2 separate regions of the Homo sapiens genome follow, and region 1 is linked to region 2. Evidence: chromatin loops called from intact Hi-C (ENCODE). Cell type or tissue: B cell. All regions are shown on one strand. Links, peaks and the distances in the headings refer to the core of each region. The heading gives the core; the rest is flanking DNA.

The links. A loop is a pair of places that touch in the nucleus more often than their neighbours do. Peaks named below come from ENCODE experiments on the same cell type or tissue, not always from the same donor. Only the 100,000 strongest peaks of a DNase experiment are listed, where the experiment ranks them.
Region 1: it touches region 2 in a loop (2.5-fold over the local background); 2 of 110 quality-filtered maps call a loop at or near these places.

The regions. Positions count from the first base shown.
Region 1 is chr3:18,219,236-18,229,411 of GRCh38, reverse strand. All of the region lies in intron 4 of BALR6 (B-cell acute lymphoblastic leukemia associated long RNA 6), which reads right to left. Among named protein-coding and RNA genes, the nearest start is that of SATB1, 200 kb to the left of the region's middle. In B cell, for the core only: no CTCF peak of the experiment used is centred there; DNase peaks (open chromatin) are centred at 4,741 and 5,631; H3K4me3 peaks cover 1,482 bases; H3K27ac peaks cover 691 bases.
Region 2 is chr3:18,421,129-18,431,304 of GRCh38, reverse strand. It overlaps SATB1 (SATB homeobox 1), which reads left to right and starts at 5,966. Exons shown (of 11, transcript NM_002971.6): 1 at 5,966-7,678. In B cell, for the core only: no CTCF peak of the experiment used is centred there; DNase peaks (open chromatin) are centred at 5,584, 6,134, 7,254 and 7,774; H3K4me3 peaks cover 3,295 bases; H3K27ac peaks cover 4,442 bases.

The DNA of each region.
Region 1 (10,176 bases), core at 2,940-7,939, 200 kb after region 2:
TAACTTCCAACATGAGTTTTCTTCTCCCACGTGCAAATTAAATACTTGCTACTGGAATTATACATTGGTTGGTTGAAATTGGCTAGCTCTTTCTTATCAGTGGTCAGTGCTTCCTGCCTCAGAATTGACAATTATCATGTCTCCTGCTCACCCTGAGAATTTTATCAAGTACATGTTAGCACATCTGAAGGGCTGTTGTCTATCATTTCTCGGTAGTTGATATACCTTTGCTGAATGGCTGCACTATCAAAATACTGTCTGTGACTCTTTGTTCTAAAGAGGTTATTTCACGTAAGACAAGAAGGAAGCCAGATTTATTCATTTATCTAGTGTTTACTGTGTGCCAGGTACTATTATGGGCACTGGAATATGGCGTTGAACCTGTCTTCTTGCTGTCATGGCCTTTGTATTCTAGTGAAGGAGACTTATTACAAACAAATAAATCAATGCCCGTCTAATGGCACAAGGTGATAAGTACTGTGATGGTTACATTTTATGTGACAATTTGGCTAGGCAATGATGCTCAGTTATTTGGCCAAACAGTAGTCTAGATATTGATATGAAGAAATTTAATAAATATGATTAATATCTTCAATTGGTTTTTTATAAATAAAGGATTTACATTTGATTACGTGGGTGGGCTTCATTCAATTAGCTGAAGGTGTTAAGAACAAAAACTGAGGTGATGCCAGAAGAAAAAGGAACTCTGTCTTAAGACCATAACACAGAAATCCCCTGAGTTTACAGCCTACCAGCCTTCCTTACAAATTACAAACTTGTCAAACCCCTCAATTACATAAGCCAATTTCCTAAAATAAATTTATATATTCATACGTAGATTTATTCTACTGGTTTCCTGTCTCCGGAACACCCTGACTATTATAAGTACTATGAGAAAAATGAAGCAGGTGAAATGGGGAGACCATGTGGAAATCAGGGGGAGACAGCTTGGAAAGATTGTTGAGGGAAGGCTCCATGGGGAAATGACATTTCAACAGAAGCCTGAATCAAGTGATGGAATGAGCTAGGCAAAGAAACAGAAGATATTCCAGCCTAAAGGAATAGTAAGTGCAACAGCACTGAGGTGGAACTAACCTCAGTGTGTCTGAAGAACAAGAAGTGAGACTGGGTAGAGCAGAGTAAATGGGGAGAGGAGTGACAGACGATGAGTTTAGGGAAATGGGCAGGGGAAAATCTTGTAGGGTGTAGTAGATATGAATGTGATAAGAAAGCACTGGAGAGTTTTGATCAGGGAAGCAATACAATCTGATACACATTATGAAATAATTGCCACTCCAGCTGCTGTGTAGAGAACTGACTAACAATGAGAAATGGAAGATCAGAGAGATCAGTTAAGAGACCTTGCAAGCCAGCTGTAAGATCATGATGGCTTGGATGAGGGTGAAAGGAATGGAGGTATTGAGAAGTGTTCAGATTTGGGATATATTTTGAAGGTAGAACTGATATCACCTTATGCTTTCCTATCTCTTTAATAGGGAATATGGTTAAAAAAAAAAAGAGAATCAAGAATGATACCCTAGTTATAGCCCAGGCATCTCGACATAAATGATGCCATCAAAGAGATGGGAAGCCTAAGATTTAGTAAGTTTTGGAGTAATAGAGAACTCAAGAATTCTGTTGCGAACATGACCCATTTGAAAGATCTGTTGGATAGTTAAGTGGAGGTGTCATGTAGACAGCTGTCTGTCCTGAAAAATTGCCCAACTCAAAATATTTTTGAGAGTTTAAATCATGGTAATCCATTTTGCATCTTGGACATCAGTTATGCACCAGTGATAAGCAAGTGGGTGTATTGTTTATAGATTGCTCTCAATAGTCTCAATCTGATAGAATGTTTACTTAAAGGTGGTTGCTCTCTTTATTAGCTATCTAAATACTGAAACAGGTAGTTTAGGAAAATGGATAAATTATCATTACTTTTTTCCCAAAGCAAATTTTTTAGGGGTTTTCACATATCCTTGTAATGTGATAAAATCCCGATCTAATATAATAAAAGTGCAGTTATTAAACAAATAGTCATTAGGTAAAAAGAGAAGAGGCAATATCTATTAATTTGTTAATCCCTGATAGATCCAGTTAATATATATACATATCCCTAAGCAGGTGATTCTAAAATTTCTATAAAGTAGTATTAGACCTAGATTCCAGTGGAATGTGATTATAATTGATTCAAAAGAAGATATGCTGCTAAAGTGTTACCCAAATGTAAGTTTCAGTCATAAGCTAGATCCTGCTTCACTTAAGCAATACATTCCTTTACAAGTATTGGTCCCATGAAAATTCCCAGTAAAGCAAGCTGCCTACCTAATTGATAGAGATTTAAGTTCAAGAAAAAGTTGCGATTTAATCCCCCAAATCACCATAAGTTGTCCTTTACATGTTCTTAGGAAACAGGACCTGTATCAAGCATTTCCATTTCTGTCATGCCTGCTCTGGACAAAGGGCCATCATCTGAGCTTGTCACATGAAATCCAGCCAATTCCATCATACTTTGCAAGAGTCCAGATCTCTCTCACTGCCGATGCCTTTGGAGCCACAAAGTGACAGTCAGCCCGGCTGTTATGGATGCCCAACACATGGCAAACCTGAAAATAAATGTTACGAAAAAGGCCACAGGGCCATAATAGAGTTGTTATTAGAGCCGAGATGAGTGCTGCAAAATGACTGAACGTCCACTATCTAGAGAGGAACAGAAATTTCAGAGACTGGGGGTAGATGACTGATGGAGTTGGCTAGTTCCAACTTCCATTTCTGCAACTGACACACAGATGCAGAAAAAGCTGAATGTATTCTAATGCCTTTAAAAAAAAAAAGAAAATCCAAACAAACCATGAGTGGGGCTAGTTTACAGTCATCAAATGGTGACTTTCATTTGATTTGGAATGATTTGGAATGCTTTTCTGATGTGTTCTATCTTTCCTATAAGGAATTGTGAGCTTATTATACTCAGAAATCTGAGAGCCAGATAAAAGAGAGATCTTGCCTCAACTTCTCTGACAAGGAGATAGGAAGGAATAGTGTAGGCCCAAAACTTTAGGGCTCAGATCCTGCAAAAAGTCATCACTCTTCATCTATTCAACTTCCTGTCTTCATAAGTATTAATTTTGAAACGAATGCGTAAGTTGAAGCTTTTCTTTAAGATTGACTATACTTTGTCAAATGATGGAAAATGCTTTTAGCCAGAAAATCTATTCTTTATCATAAGGCACTCTTCATAATGGCTTTTTAAATTCAATGTAATTTGTTTTTGGAGTACAAACAGGTTCTGCTGCTCAATTGGTAATTCAGGATTCGTTTTCAAAATAAACTAAAGACACATTCGTGATCACCACATGTTACTGAATGTCTATCCAAACATCTAACACGAAAGTTTTGAAAAGTTAATTTTCTGACCATTCCTCTGGTGTCATTCTTAATTCTGTCACCTTGACATCATGTTGACTCCTTCAGGAAGCAGTGTTAAGAAAAGTGAAAATGTGTCATCAGGCAGTGTTGTGGGTGAATGTACTACTCTGACAGCATTAAACTTTTATGGATGTGTTTATGTATCATACATGTACAAGTCAGCAAGTCTGTATTAGAAATAATCTGCAGAAGCAATAAATTAATGCTGTATTACTAATATTAGTTTACATGTTCATCAAATGGCTCCATGTTTGTGACCAAAATCCCCCTCCACATGAGCTATCCAGCCTGTTCCTGCCCTGAAGCTGGCATGTGCCCTTTTCAGCTCTGAAAAACCTCAATTTGCATAAAGGTCCTCAGCCATCTGAATTAGCTTTGTTTTTGTGTGGAACTGTAAAGGTTGAGTGGTAAGGGCTTAAAGAATCTCTTAAATAATTAAATGGAGTAAACAAAGTGACATCTTGAAGAGTGAGTTTTTTTTTTCTCCCCTTGGGAGAAAAATAGCAAATTCCTTAAGATAATACATTAGATAGAAAGGGGCAAACATTTTTAATGAATAGAGTAGGGTTTGGAGGAGTGTTGAAGAAGCAATGCAGGTTTTTGGCTAGCTACTTCTGGTGCCAGAGATGGTTTTTGGGGTCTTCTTTATCAATGTGGTGGCAACATCTGTGAAAAGTGAAGATTTAAAAAACAACATTGCAGGCTGTTACAGAGGATACTAAAGATGCATCACTAATGACATAGAAGGGTGTGTGTGTCTACATAGGAGAAAATGGAGTTACCTCTCTCAAAAGTGTTTCATGAAAGAACAAAGATGACTGCAGGACATAAGGGATTTTTTTGAGGTATCATACTGTTCTGCCCACCAGCTGATGATGAAGCTATAGATAATTTTCAAAAAAGATAAAAATTAACAAAAAGTGAAAACAGGAACATTTTCTGATGCTATTGATAACTTAATGAAAATGTAAAGAGACTTATGTGAAACTGAATTTTATTTTCCAAGGGATAAAGGAGAAACGTAGACTTCCAGAGCAGGTTCATTTTTGCTATCGGAAGTATAGCTGAATAAGGCAGCCTCAAATGAAACCTAGAGCCAAAGGTTTTCTTCATTCCCTTCTAGTGTGTCCATAACTCTCCTGGAATCTGTGAGCTTGCAAGACAATCTAGCACACATTTGAGCTTTCAAGATGCATGGCACATCCAGACTCGATGTGGTGTTAGTAGCTCCTGTCATTAATAAATTCCTTTGCACAGTGGCTTCAAACTACCTGTCCACCAATTGCTTTCTCTGTTATTTGGTTCCCCTTATTTCTCGATTTTCTGAATGTCAGAACTTGGCTAAACAAAATGAAATACAACTTTCTACATGTAACCCTTTTACTTCCTCATTTCCACATGGCAACATATTTTCTTACTCCAAACACTGCAGTCCTTAAAATTCTACTCAAAACCTCTTTCTTCTATAAACTTCATTCAGTTTCTTTTCATTTCTTATAGTATCCTTTCAGAATTCATTCATTCATTCATCAAACTTTTTTGGAGCACTTACTATACATAAGGCAAAAAAAAATAGGATCGGAGACTACAGAGATGAACAAGTTGCATTCTCTACTCTCAAAGAATAAATCGTCCAACTGTCTAGACGGGCAATAGATTGTGGTAACTGCAGTGAGAGAAATATCTAGGAACAGGGGAGTGCACCTGAGGGGGTGTCAGTAGAGAGACAGGCTAACGCGGAAGTTTCCTGAAAGATACGATGTCTGTGATGAGTCTTAGAAGATGAGTAGAAGTCAGCCAGGCTGGGCATCCCAAGTATGAAGGTTAGTACCAAGCCTGAAAACAGTATACTAGAACTTCTCTTCACATTGACGCTTTTGTTGCCTAAGTGTTCACAATAGTCTGTCTTGGTTCCACCTTCAGGCTGACTTCAGACCATCTGAGGGAGGAATTAAGTGAGATAATGGGTTTATCACAAAGTGGTGGGAGACAGCTTCTAGAATTCTTATTATGATTATTAAACCTGGTTTCTGCTTTATCTCTTATTTTCCTGAAGTACCATTAAAGTGCTCTAAGTACCCAAATCTTGCTATTGGTTTCTTTACTCCTCTCTTGTCACTCTGGTAGCAGGCAGGGCAGACCTCGGCTACCAAAGTGAGAATGAGGACTCAAGGAGGAAGTGAAAGATGGTCACAGAATCAAAAAGCATCCCCAGACTTCCTGTTGGGAGCTCTCTGCTAGTGTCCCCAGGGTGTTGACAGTAACTGTTCTGGGGGATGAGGCGAGGGAGGGGTGCAGTGGGCTGCAGAAAGACACAGCAGCTGGCTTCATTACTACATCCCTAACAAAGGGTCTCTATAAATCAGACAGGAGGGAAGTGTATGTTTGGCAGGGGGAGGGAAGTTGGTGGGTGCTTGCTCTTTGGCAAATGGTTTAGAACTCATTGGGGCTTACAACCATAATCTACTGATTTGGGAGCCATGGACAAAATCTTTTCTTTTCTAAGCGTTATACTAACAGTGAATATAGATTTTGTTTTCTGGTTTAAATGTGAAGCAAAAAGACACATGATATGATTTTTAAGTAATATGTTCTTAAGTCTATTTCGTTTTAAGCAACTCATCTTCACCAAAAGTGCATCATTAAAACTGGTGGTAAATATATGTATACAATTTTTAATATAAATCTGCCTCTCAATCAGTTTCCACATCGCCTGTACATTTATATCAGATCTCTGAAGCCCACTGAACATTAGCAAGAGAAGTGTGAAAAGACAGAAATAGTATCCAGTCCTTGCAGAATGTCTCATTTAGCGGAGTGGGGAAGCTGAGGGGAAGAAATAGTAGTAATATTTTTTGTGTGTGGCCCCATTACTTTTTCAAAGCATTTTCCACCTTTAATTTAGTTGTGACTTCCAGCTGTTTTTGACAGATGGGAACACAAAAACAAGTAGCAGCCAATCAAGTGACACCCAAGCCACGTTTCCTATAGCTGCTGTATCCCAGGCTTAGTCTTTGCTTTCCTCTGCCAAATCCCTCTGCTTTCTTCACAATGAATGCAAGTCTCTGATCACACCTCAAAATAGCCAGCACATTCCTCAGCCTAGCTTTGTGACCAACGTCAGGCACCCAGAAAAGCTCCAGGCAGAAGTCACGAATTTCACAGCCCACTGGGACCAAAGAGGTGATTTAAGAGAGGAAAGTGGGCAGGGTGGAAGACAGCATGAAGAGGTGGGAACCCAAGAGAATGCAGGCCCCCCTGAAATACAGTGCTGTGATGGAGTGGACTTCAGAGGGCCGATTATACACATCTCTTCCCAAAGCTCTTTTCGGTGTCCTCATCTTGGTAAGTCAAAATTGACCATTTACGCCACAGGAATTGTCAAACATTGCAAATCAGGGCTTCCACTCCACTCCCAGAGAGTTGGTTATTAAACATTTACTTGCACACCAATGCATAAGAGCATTCAAATCCAATTCTTAATTACTGGTGTATGAGCCAAACAAAACTCATTTGCTCCTGTGTCTGCCCCAAGGCTCCAGGTTTGAGACCTCTGCTCTAGGGGTTAGGCTGTCTTTGGCATGGTGACAAATTTGAATCTTTGTTGGTTCTCCTACTCTTTCCTTCTTTTCTCCCCTCCCCTCAACTTTCTGACTTCTGAAGGAAAAGACCAATAAAGTAGCTCTACAAAATTACTATAAAGGAAACAATCTAAAGGAAAGAATACAACTTACCAACAGGTGTTTGGATAACTTCAGTCTGAGTTACATTCTCTTGGTTGAAACTCTTCGGCCCACCTCTATTGTTAACACCTGTGAAATTGTTCAGTCAAATAATCCCACAGCCCTCTCTGTCTCTCGAATGTGTAGTCTGTTATATTTCTTGTCAATGAGGCAGCACAGAATTCATTTAGAGGGCCATGTGAAGTGTTTGTAAATAACAAATTAAGATTTAGTTCAAATATCTCTGATGGGGTCTTGGTGTGCTTACCAGGTTTATGGATCTGTCTCATGGGAATGCACTTTACAAAGTCGCATTTGTGGGTTGTTTATCCAGTTAATAAAGGTATACATTATATATTTGTCATAGATATGAATGGAAGAAAGGGAAATAATCACTGGAAAAAGCTGTTTCAGATTTTTGCAAGTTGAAGTACTGTGTTAAAGAAAATGGAATAATATGACAAGTATTAGATACTTCATTAGCTAAAATAAAAATAATCATAAGTATTACTCTATTGTTTTTCTTTTTGTGAAATGATTTTCAACCAACATTGGAAAAGCTTGGTAAACAAAACTCGTGGACTGTCTAAAATCAGGTTCTTACTCTGGGGTTCACAGACCCAGGATGTCTGTGAACTTGAATGTAAAAACAATTACAACATTATTTTCACTCATTTCCAACTGAAATTTAGCATATCCTTCCATTATGAATAGAGTCAACAACCTATGGTACTATTAGCAGTACCTGTCTGTCACTAATAGAAATCACAGTTTTTTTTTTCTATGAAATTACAGTTGCTGTAGATATATGAAAACAGTCTTTATACTCTTCATTTCTTCGAAATTATAGTAATTATTAGATGCACTGCAAGATTTTATTTTTTAAAAGCACATACATTATTACATCACACATTTGACTTTTATATATTTTGATAACTATGATTCCATATAATTGGTTTCCTTTGTAATACCTATACATTCTATTTTTTTCACTTAAAAATATTTTCCTGAGAAAGGGTCCACAGACTTCACCAGATTGCCAAAGAGGGTAGGATCCATGGCACTAAAAAAACTTAAGAACCCCTGTTCTAAAATTGGCCCCAAATTTCATTTATTAATTTATTCAACAACAATCAATAACAGTTAAGTGCCTTCAAATGCCCTGCAGTGTTCAATGAACTAGGGATATAAGAACAGATGAGACAAAATTTCTACCTCAAGGACCTTATATTATATAGAAGATAATTTATTTTCCCAAAAAGGATAATTCTTTAAACATTTAATCTCAAAAGCAACAAGAACAAAAACTCACAAGTAGCACTATCCAAAACGTGATCCATGAAACAGCAACTTGGGCATTGTCTGGGGTTTTGTTAGAAATGTAGAATTTCAGGCCCCATCCCAGAATCTCTATTTTAATAAGATCTCCAGAAATTAGAAAATTTGAGATGTGCTGGCCTAGACTTTAGTCATTCATACTACTATCCTTACCACTTCCTTCTTCCCATTTGGCCTGAACAATGATCTAAAACAATGACAAAGTCCCAAGGAATCAGGAGACCACTAATAAAGTCAAGTGTAGACCAAACTGATTTTTCCAAGGCTTGTGAAAGAGAGCATGGCTCTTTTGAGAATTCTATTTCTAGCAGTACCGAAGAGTACAAATCTAAGCTGGGGAAAAAAAAAAAAAAAAAGAAAGAAAGAAAGAAAAGAAAAACACGATTGGAAATCTTGTCACATTTTCTCATGCCTAATTTGGTCATTCCTTTGTATGAAGTAAAACAAGCTCATCTTGTTTAGTGTTACCTCAATGGAGTGAAATTGGCTACACCGTTCTTTCACTCAAAGAACTATTCATAGATTTCTATTCTCAAGCATGTTATTTATATTCTGCCTAAAAGTAGGTTTCACAGTTATTCAGAATCATGCAGCATCAACTGAATACTTCTTTAATTTTGATCTGAAAAGTGAAACACATTTGAATTTCCTAATATAATATTTGGGGAGAACCCCAAAGTGTGAATATTGAGAAAACAATGATATATAAAAGATATTAGAATCCAGTGATTACTTAAAAGCTTGAAATCAATTGAATTCTATGTATGGTGGATACTTATGAAATCACATGCAAACTGCAGTGATGTGGCTTGATAATCTAAATCTTATTAATGATCCAGGGGCAGTGCTCTCTGTCCATTGCAATCTCTGACCCTGTCTTTATTTAAAATTCCAACTTTTTTCCATTATTAATTTTTCGCATTAATTTTTATTTTTAAAACTATTGCATTAAAATATTTATCTTGATTACTGAGATTTTGGACACTCCTTAAATTTTGTACTTCAGATCCTAGTCCTGACCCTGTTGGACATACAAGGTCAGAGATGAAGAAATAATTACAATTAGAATAAATTCTAAAAATTACAAATAAATATTCATTTTTGCCTAGCAATTGTATTTTTTTTTTTTTTTTTTGAGACGGAATCTCGCTCTGTCACCCACGCCAGAGTGCAGTGGCGTGATCTCGGCTCACTGCAAGCTCCGCCTCCCAGGTTCACGCCGTTCTCCTGCCTCAGCCTCCCGAGTAGCTGGGACTACAGGTGCCCACCACCACGCCCAGCTAATTTTTTGTATTTTTAGCAGAGACGGAGTTTCACTGTGTTAGCCAGGATGGTCTCAATCTCCTGACCTCGTGATCCACCCGCCTCGGCCTCCCAAAGTGCTGGGATTACAGGTGTGAGCCACCGCTTCTGGCCAACAATTGTATTACTATTACTCTTAAAATACTACCAGTGTCATTAGAATAGTTTTTTAAACAATCGTAATACTTGTGTCACACTGTATATATATGCCACTCATAAACATAAAGATCTTTTCTTTCCAGCACACATTACAGGCAAGAAATTCTTTCAGTTAATTAATAGGTAAACTGAGGCTTGGATCATTAACTTGTAGATTCATAATTTCTCCTAACTGTTCCCAAGTAAAATGTTTACCAAAAGATCATCCCACTGTCCTGTAAGAAGCAGA
Region 2 (10,176 bases), core at 3,147-8,146:
GACTGACAAGGGGAAATCAAGCTGCACGTTAAAGAAGATAGCAGAAAGGAGGTCCTCAAGTGAGAAGGGACATGAAGGGCACTCCACGAGCTACAGGAAAAAAATGAGGCATCTTTGTGGACTCTAGGGCAATTTCAAGAATCCTTCCTTCTTCTTACTCGATTTTGGATCTGGGTCCAGATAAAGGTACCAATTTTGGTGGAATTATTACCACCGTGCCCTGTCAAATAAGTGATCCATACTGACATCCATGGAAGGAAAGGTAGCTAAAAGATTTTTTTCCAATGAAGTTCCCAATGAAACAGTATTGTTTCTGAGTAAAAGGCCCAGATATCCTGTCGGTTTCCAGAAGCCAGCTGCAATGGCTGCTCGTTTTCCCTCTCCAGATCTCCCAAAACAAACATAAACATTGGGTTTTTTCCCCCTCAACTATAATGACCTTTGTCTATTAAAACTGTATCATGAATTACCACTCTGTATTTACATCTATGCCAAGTAATTAGGGAAATAACTTTTGATCGCTATCATTCTAGCTAAAACTGAAACTCAACTTCTTAGGGGAAGAAAACAAAACCAAAAAATCCTTAAACCCTATATTTAGAGTTCATTATCATCACTCCTTTAACTCGCCTGCAACATTTTGAAGCTTTTTGCCATTATTCTCTGCAGTGCATCATTATTTGTTATCTGGATGCCCTCCCAGTTCGAGTAGGTATCTACATTAATGCTTCCAGAGAGGCATTTCTAAGGGTAGCTATGCTTATATAATATAGGTACAGGGGTAAGGGTGGGAATGACTGTGATTTTTAACTTCACCTATGAGATACTTAAATGTTCACGGAAAGCAGCTTTTGGAGTAAACACATTACTTAAAATGTATTACAGAACCCTTTCAAGTACAGACATGTCTAGAAAGTTCTTAAATTTGTATTTAGCAGTATACAGGTATCATTTCCTGCAACTTTACAGATCTACAGGCTAATTCTAAAATGGAAAATTATCTTGACTCAGATGTCATTGGAATGTCTGAAAGCCATTTAGCACCTCTAAGACTCCTCCTGGCCAGGTCTTGGATTCCCTTAGTTGTCTTTTAAAGGAGTTCTCTAGGGTAAGCACTGTCCAATGGAACTTTCTGCAGTGAGGAAGTGTTCTGTAATCTACACTGTCCGCTATTAGAGTATTAGTCACATGGGGCTATTGAGCACCTGAAATGTGAATGAGGAATTAAATCATAAATTTCATTTAAATTAATTCAAATTTAAATGATATAGCCACCTTCTTCAATGTTCCCTCTTCCTACAATCACTTTAAAAAACTGTCAATGCAATTTGTAGTGGAAATTGGTTGCAAGTGACACTGTGAGCTTTTGTTCCCATTTATTCATTTATAATATAAATATTACAAGGACACTGTATAAATTCCTAGTAATATGGCAGTGAGCAAGACACCCAGTCTCTGCTCTCATAGGGCTTACAGTCTAGTAAGGGAGACATGTATTAAGCCAGTAATTACCCAAATTGTTAATTAATTAAGACTGTGATGACTGTTTCAAAGGAGAAATACAAGATTCTGTGAGGGTATATAATGGGGGCCAGAACTTCTTGCATAATTAGTCAGAGAGTTTAATCAGAGTTCTAATTATTAACTAGACAAGAAAAGCATGAGGCAGCTTCCTTTCCCCAAGTTCAAGGCTGGGTCAGGTTGGCTGCAGGAGGCACAGCTCTCAGAGTAGGGCAGCTAGCATGTGCCATGCCATGACCTCCAAAGAAGTGGGATCTGTTTAAGACGTAGGATCTTAATCTGATTAAGCTCTGTGCATACAAATACTGCAAACTTCTGAACTTGAACAAGTAGATTGTTTCCCAAACTGTATGCAGTTGTAATGATGTCGGTCACAGATAATATGTGAGAAGAAGCGTGCAATGTTTACAGGATATTGCATTTCTTCTCCAATATATATTTTGACAAAGTTGTTTGGGCTGCAGCCCCAGCTTCTTCCTCCCTGCTCTTTCAAATTGGTATTTGGTCCATTCAGGAAACGATGCAGAAATCGGTCCTGACATCCCAGACAGACAAAATGAGACACATGACAGCAAAACATATGGCTCAGACACACATCCTTATATGGCCAACAGAGAACCATATTCCCAGAAATTCATATATGGAAAACACCACCTGCAGCTAAAGCCAAAAAACAAAGAGTTGACACGACAAAAAGAGCAATATGCTACATAAATTGTGCTGCTTTAAGAGTGTAGAGATAGCCAACTGTATTTGAATTTAAAAAGATGAAAAAAGAAAAAAAAACATGTCCTTAGAAAGTGTTATGGTGGTAAGCATTGCTTTGCTAACACAGTCACTGGCGGAGTTGCTATATCTTAAAAGCACTCGAATTCTAAATGCTTTCTCTGTTTATTACAAATGTATGTGCTATTCAGAACTCTGAATGTGTTTTAATGCGTTCGGATATCTGCCTGCATATTTATCTTAATACATTGCCATCTGAAACATGCAGTAGTCCTTTCATTAAGTTTTTAAAAATTTTGTGTGTAGCCAGGATAATGCCTTCTCATGTGATAGAAAATTGATGCACTCTGTTTTAAATGTGCATCCACATGTTAAATAGTTCATGTATTTGAATTGCAATATTTTATGTTCCTGAGGTTTTCTATTTTGATGGCCAGACTTATAAAGTTTAACTTTCTTCAATACTTGCATGCATCATTATTGCTTAATATAAGATCCCTGTATTGAAGTTTTTTCCTCCTGCCGTGATAGTTTATGTTCACATATGCCTAGGAAGGTGGTATTTTCTTAATTATTGCTATTATTTGAATACTTGTCCTCTCCAAAACTCATGTTGAAATTTAATCCCCAATGTGGCAATACTGAGAGGTGGGGCCTTTAAGAGGTGTTTGGATCATGTGGGCTTTGCTCTTGTGAATGGATTAATCCATTCGTGGATTAATGGGTTAATGGATTAATGGGTTATCATGGGAGTGGGACTGTTGGCTTTGTAAGAAAAGGAAGAGAGCCCTGAGCTAGCATACTCAAGCCCCTTGCCATGTAATATCCAGTGCCACCACAGGACTCTGCAGAGAACTCCCACTAGGAAGAAGGCCCTCACCAGATGAGGCCCCTCCACCTGGAATTTCTCAGCCTCCACAGTGTAAGAAATAAATTCCTTTTCTTTATAAATTACCCAATTTCAGGTATTCTGTTATAAGGAACAGAAAACAGACTAAGACAAATTTCTTTCTTTTTTTGTTATTTATTTTTATCTGGCTTTACACTGGCCAATACTCAGTGGCTTATAATGAAATATTCTAAAGGGTAGTTAATATATAGTAATTAATTTCATCAGTGATGTATACCACTAGTACATTAACCTCTATGTGCCATTTTACTTATGTCATTTCTTATAGTTCTGGAATAAAAAATGTGCTTGAGGGAAAGTTTATTGTGCTATATTGTTATTCATTATAATATAGTCATTCTTAGATGCCTTTATGCTCATTTATTCTGTTTATCATTTTCCAAGGCCATGTCAGTCCTTATTACATACTTTCATGTTTTGTGTTTTTGAATAGATTTGTGACTCAGATAAAAGGTGCTATTCAAATTTAAGGATTGCTGTATTAATTCCCATATTATATTAGCATTCACCAGGTCATTAGGAGGGTAAAACATTCAGATGGCATTTTGTCTTATTTATTTCTGTAAAATGATGTAATAAGCATGTTTACAATATTTTATTTCAGTCTATCTTAATATTGATATTTCCCGTGATCTTTGTTTAGTGGTGTTTTCTCTTAGTTTAAATTTTATTTTGCCCAACAGCTTTCTTTTCTTTTATAAAAAACATTCAGCTTGAGGTGACATTGCCTGGCTAAATTACATTTGTGTGTGTGTGGACCACTATAATTTTTCTTTATTTTTAAATGTTGCTATTGTTTGTAAATTTGTACAACAAGGCACTAGAGTGCACAGTCCCTACTGAAAACAAGGCAGGTTTCAGGGAAACATGTCAGGCATTACTAGTTTGAAGCAACTATTAAAGTATCCATATTGGAAATTTCAAATTTAACCTACCATATTTCTATTTCTTATACTTTAGCTAACATATCTTCCTTCAGATTTCCCCACATTTTAACTTTTAAAAATTTACTATCATTTGGGCTTTTTACTAAAAATTTGCCTTAAATTTCTTTTCCTATTTTTGATGCTGTGTTTTCTGTTTATCACATGTTCATTCTTTTGCTCAAGGCTTGGGTTTGTGTGCCAAGATTCACGGTTGCCTTCCCAGATTTGGCTAACCTTTCTGGTTTGTGGGTGAAACGTGGGTGCTATTAGAGTGATATATTTTCATTTTGTTTCTCCTAAACTTACTCTCCCCTAGGAGGCCATCATTTCCTACACTTTTCTGCTTTACCTTTTGGCTTTTCTTTAGATTTGTAATGTAAACAGTGTGCCTAAGAGTGTATTGGTGGCTTTACAGAGCTTAATTTGCAAATTTCCCTTTTATCTCAGTACTTGTGCTAACTTGTTGCTTTTTTATGTGTAACAAAATGTTTATCTGACTGATTTTTCTCTTTTCCCTACCAGCAAATTCTGAAAAATAATTCTTGTTTTTTGTTAATGATTAACTGCCTTCAGGGTGCTAAAATGGTAGAACTAAAACCTAAGCGATAAATGAGGCATTTCTATTTTGGGTTACATTGTAATATTCTTTATTTTTACATGAACTATATTTAATAGATTGTCTAAATAATAGGATCATACTTATGTGGTAATGACCATTTATCTAACTGGGTAACCTACCCTAGATTACAGCAGAAGTGTTTATTGCTACAACAGATGTATTTACCAACCCAAACTTTCCTCTTTTGCCTAGCGTAAATTATTTGAAGAATGATGGCATCTTTTCCTTTATAATAACAAGTCAGGTCTCTTTCAAGTGACCCAAATTTTGTTTAACTCGGCCACGTATTTCTTCTTCCAAAGTATTCTATGGCTCAGAAGTGAGGGCGATTTGAACCAACGTCTGACTAGTACAGAACGCTCTTACTCAGTTCTTTCTAATGTTGGCTCCTCATAGTTTAAGGACCACCCTCCTTAGAGGATAAACATTCCGAGCGTTTCGAGGCTCCTGGCCTTTATTGCTGTACACGTTTCTGCACCCTCCGCGCTTCCCCGGAGAGAACTGCCTTCCGTCTGTACCCCTCCAGCCACTTCCTGATGGCTCCCTACCTCATTCCTCAGCGCCTGTCACCTGCGTACCCGCGCCCTTCTCCCACGGGGCCGGTGCGTCTCCCTGTCCCCCCACCTCGCCTGTCCCTCTGCGACGCTCCAGGCGTACTCCTTTTTGTGGCTTTTGTGGCGTGTGGGTGGTTGGTTAGTTTTCTCCCCTGGCCCTCGCCCCCTCCTCCCCGTCATTTTCCTTCCCCCCGCCCCCCGTGCCCGTCCTGCCCGTCCTGCCCCTCCTCCCTCCCACTCACACACCTGCCCCTGCCGCCCGCGCGCCGCGCGCTCCCCTCCCCGCTCCGGCGGACGCTGCCAGGGAAGCCCCCTCTCCTCCTCCCCTCTGCGCCCTCCCTGGCGCGTCTGGCGGCGGCCGGCGCTAGCCCTCGCACAGCGCCCTGTTATTCTGGGTATTGTGTGTAATAAATGTCGGGCCGCCTCACTCTAATCAAGCTCATTACAAATTCTTGCGCGCCCGGGGCCGGAAATCGTGCGCTCCCCCCATTCCCTCACTCATTCACTAGTTACTTGTCTTTCGGCTTTTTAACTCGCCGCCCCCGCCCCCTCCCCCAATCCCGGCCCTCCAGCCCGGGTTTTAATCCCCATCCCTTTTCCGCCCGCTCCGTGCACCCTGCCCCCCCACGCCGCCTTCCTCCTCGGCTCCGCACCCCCTTCCTCCTCTCCTCCCCCCTCCTCCTCCTCCGCCGCCGCCGCCGCCGCCGCCACTTTCTCGCTCGCTCCCGTTCCCCGGACGCGGCGGATGAGCCGGCCCCGCTGGGGAAGGCTCCGGGCGGCGGCGGGCGGCCGGGAGGAGGCTGCGTGCTCGGGGCTGGGGCTGCGAGCGGGGTGATTTTGTATTAAAATGAGGAGGAGGAAGAAGAGGCACCCACAGCGGCAGCGGCGGCGGCGGCGGCAGCAGCAGCAGGAGCAGCGGCGGAGAGGGCTGCAGCCCGGGCGGACGCGCGGAGCCGAGCGGGGCACGGCGGCGGCAGCGACAGCGGCCGGGATGAGTCAACTAATAATTTAATGGGGGCAGAGACGGCAGCGAGGGGTAGAGCTAGCGAGGGAGAGAGCGAGAGAAGCAGCCCCGTCCGGGGACTCGCGCTCACACTCACGCACACACACAAACACACACACACCTCTCCCTGTGCCACCCAGCAACACCCGGCCTCGTCACAACAACAACAGCCGCGGCCGCCCTCTATCCTGCCCGGGGGCCCAGCCGAAAGCCAGGGCGACTCTAGAGGACGCTGCCCGCCCCCCTCTTTCATTTCGGGAAACTCCTGATCAGTTTTGTCGGGGTTTCTGGGTTTCTTTTCCCCCAAAGTCCTAGTGCCATTGTGGTGCTCGTTGTTTACCTCGGACTCTGGACGAGTGAGAGCTTGGCGACTTTTTGGGGGGAGGGGGCGGGGAGTTTGTCGCTGCCTAGGCGGTGGAGGTGGCTGGGGGTGCCTTCTGATCTTCCTCCTCCTCCCCCTCCCCCCGAACCTCTTCTCTCCTCACTTGCTGGGACCCCAGACGCTCACAGCCCCGCGTCAATGGGCAGGGAGAGGGTCCTTGCGGCTGTTGTCAGCGAGGGCAGAATCAAAAGTGGCATTTTAGTGCCTTTCCGGGGCTTTTCTCGCGACCCCCTGCCCCCCACCCTCGCTGTCCCCCGCTAGATGCCCTCGTTGGGGGTGCGAGGCTGTGGGGAAAAGTTTAAGGTTTGTTAATATTAGTCGCGATTGTTGGCGAGGGGGGTGGGGGTGATTGGAAGGGAGGCGAGGTGGCCTTCCCAATGCGCGTTATTCGGGGTTATTGAAGAATAATATTGCAAGTGACAGCCAGAAGTAGACTTTCTGTCCTCACACCGAAGAACCCGAGTGAGCAGGAGGGAGGGAGAGACGCGAAGAGACCTTTTTTCCTTTTTGGAGACCTTGTCCGCAGTGATTTTTTTTTTTTTAAGAGAATCCTCAGTCACCACGTCGTTTCCCCAGCACCATCACAGTGTACAGCTCATAACGGGTTTTGCTTTGTTTTTACGATTTCCCCCCAACGAATCACTTGTCAGATCAATTTTATCTTCTTCCTCCTCCCTGCTTCCCACTCTCCCCTCCTCCCCATCGCAAACCCTGTTCTCTGAGGTTAGACATTTTACAAACCCCTATATGTTGGTTTTCGAATTGTGATTTTTTTTTTAAACCCCTTTCTCATGGCTACTCTTCTAGACGTTTATTTCTGCCCTTCCCCCGCTTAGGGGGGCGGGGGTAGGGGAAAGGAAAATAATACAATTTCAGGGGAAGTCGCCTTCAGGTCTGCTGCTTTTTTATTTTTTTTTTTTTAATTAAAAAAAAAAAGGACATAGAAAACATCAGTCTTGAACTTCTCTTCAAGAACCCGGGCTGCAAAGGAAATCTCCTTTGTTTTTGTTATTTATGTGCTGTCAAGTTTTGAAGTGGTGAGTTTCAGGTCGGTTTTGCTAATTTCACTCAGTAAAACTGCAGTGTTTCTGTTTCTAGATAGTACTTTGCTTCTTTGTCTCTTTAAAAGGTCACAGTGAAAGCTTGGCCTGGATCGTGCCGGCCATATGGAATGGATAAGGGCACAATCTTAAAATGTGATTATGGGGTTGTGTGGGGGCGAAGGAGGCGATCCAGCTAGAAACTCATTGAAAAGGATCTCGCTTTGCAAAAAATCGGTTCCTAAAAAACTAGAATTTCGAGATTTTCTTTCCTTTTAAAGGAAATAATTGTTGTTACTGAGTTCACTGTTTTATTCAGTAATTATCATATATGGTCTTAGTTTATGGGCAGATAAATGGGATTTTCAGAAAGTAGCTTGCTTTCTGTGTGGCAACCAGACATTGCACTAAAATGGGTTGTAACGTGTAACTCAAAAGAAACTCTTCAGCCTGGCATCTGTTGAGACCATAGTTAGTTCCTGCTGCTGTCATCCAAGCAGGCCTGTTGGAGGTTGCTCTTTTCAATCCCAAACTGAGGTTTGGTGAACTTTAGCCCGGGCATAGAGTTAAAATGAGTAAATTGGGTGTTTTATGCGCATTTAATTTTGGTTTGTAATGTAAAGCTTTTTACACCACGACTTAGTGTTTAATAGATGCTTATAGGTGGGTATTCAAAGGACAGTTTTTCATGACCTATATGATACTTTAGATTGTCAATACATTAAATTATAATGTATCACTTTCATTTGCTGTACAGTTTCTAGTGTTGTTAAGCCTCATGATTACTTAATATGTTTTATAGCATTAACTTTGATGCTGTTGTCTACACCCCCTCCCTTTTTTTCCTCTTAAATTGCCCCAAGGGCTAAAGATTTTTCTTTTCAAATCATATGTTTTAAAATTCATCTTCTGCTCTAGGATGAGGCAACCAATTTCAGAAAAAGCTCTGTGTTATCCACATGAAACGTTATAAAGAGTGTTTTGAATAAGTTAATAATCATCTCTTTCTAATTTTGGCTTTAGACTGCAGTTTAATATAATGGAAAAGAGTAATCTTGCTAAAAAGTGGTTTAAAAAGGCACATTTATTGTTAATGAACCTCATAACCAAAAACAGATGGGACCTCTATCAACGGTAAACCTTTAGTTCTCAGTGTGCCACTCTGGAGTACAAAGATAAATAGCCATTAATTTTTCTCAAACTTTATAGTTCTTCAATTGGCATTCTTAAGGTTGCTTTTAAACTTCCAGATTAACATTGCTGCCCCCCTTTTCTTGATTATATGGTAAGAAGTAGGCTATGGTTAAACAGAAGAAAAAATATTTACAGAAAAGCCATGCTAATACAAACTGGCTTTCAACAAATCCAGATTTAAATAGCTCCAGTGTAAGAATTTACAACAAAAACAAGCTATATCAAATTACTAGACAGCTAGGAAAAATGGTAATTATTCTCTCTGGTTTTCCTAAATATGATCCCCTTAGTTTCATAAGCTCAATACTTCAAATACCATCAAAGTTCATAAAATAATTCTACTTACCTGTTCTTATCAATTCTAATTAAAACTATACTTTAAAAATGACTTTGATATTGTCTAATCACTTTACTATAAATGATGGGAAAATTGATGTCTAATATATAACTGAAAATAATTATCTGTTAATTTTTTTGAAGTTAATTACAATGTTAATGCCATTGCATGCTGAGGTTATTTCTGAATACTGGATATTTTGTTTTACCAGTATCATCAAGGTTTTTTGTTTGTGTTTTTTTTTTTTTTAATTGAGCTTGGCACTTCAACCTAATGTGCATATCACGAAGTGTATTCAATTTTTTAAAAATATTTATTGTTAACAGCCCTCTATTACTAATGGACACCTAAATACTGACTCTAAAACACATGAGTTTTAATGCATCAGTACGTTGGATATTTGAAAACCCTTCACTTCTTCCTGTTTCTTTAGGGGTAAACTGATCCAATCACATCTTTGGCCCAAAACTTGACTAGGTCTGTCACATAACTCTTGGAACTTTGATAGTAGAAAACTTTTTCTATGCATTAATTTACAAAAGCCAATGGGGAGTTTAAAAAGCAGTTAGATGTTTGTTACCTTCTTTTGAGATGGTTTATGTTTTTTTCATAAGAATTAATATACATACACATATAAAATGTATACATATAAAACATATACATTAGATTTCTAATATTTTGAACTATGATCATCTTTCCATCCTTTATTAAAGTGTTTCTGCTGTATTTTGTAATGTGTTTCTAATTGTTAAAAATTGGGACTACGTAAATGCAATTTGCTGTTTTCTTTTTAGCTATACTTGTAATAATTCTTGTTCTAAAAGTAAGCCCATTTTTCCCCACTTAGTTTTTTTATAGGCCAGTTATCTTTTTATTCATGTGTATTGGTACAGTTTCCACAGATCATTTTGTTAATTTGAATAAGAATGTAATGCTATCATCTAGAAATATAGTAACATCTGTA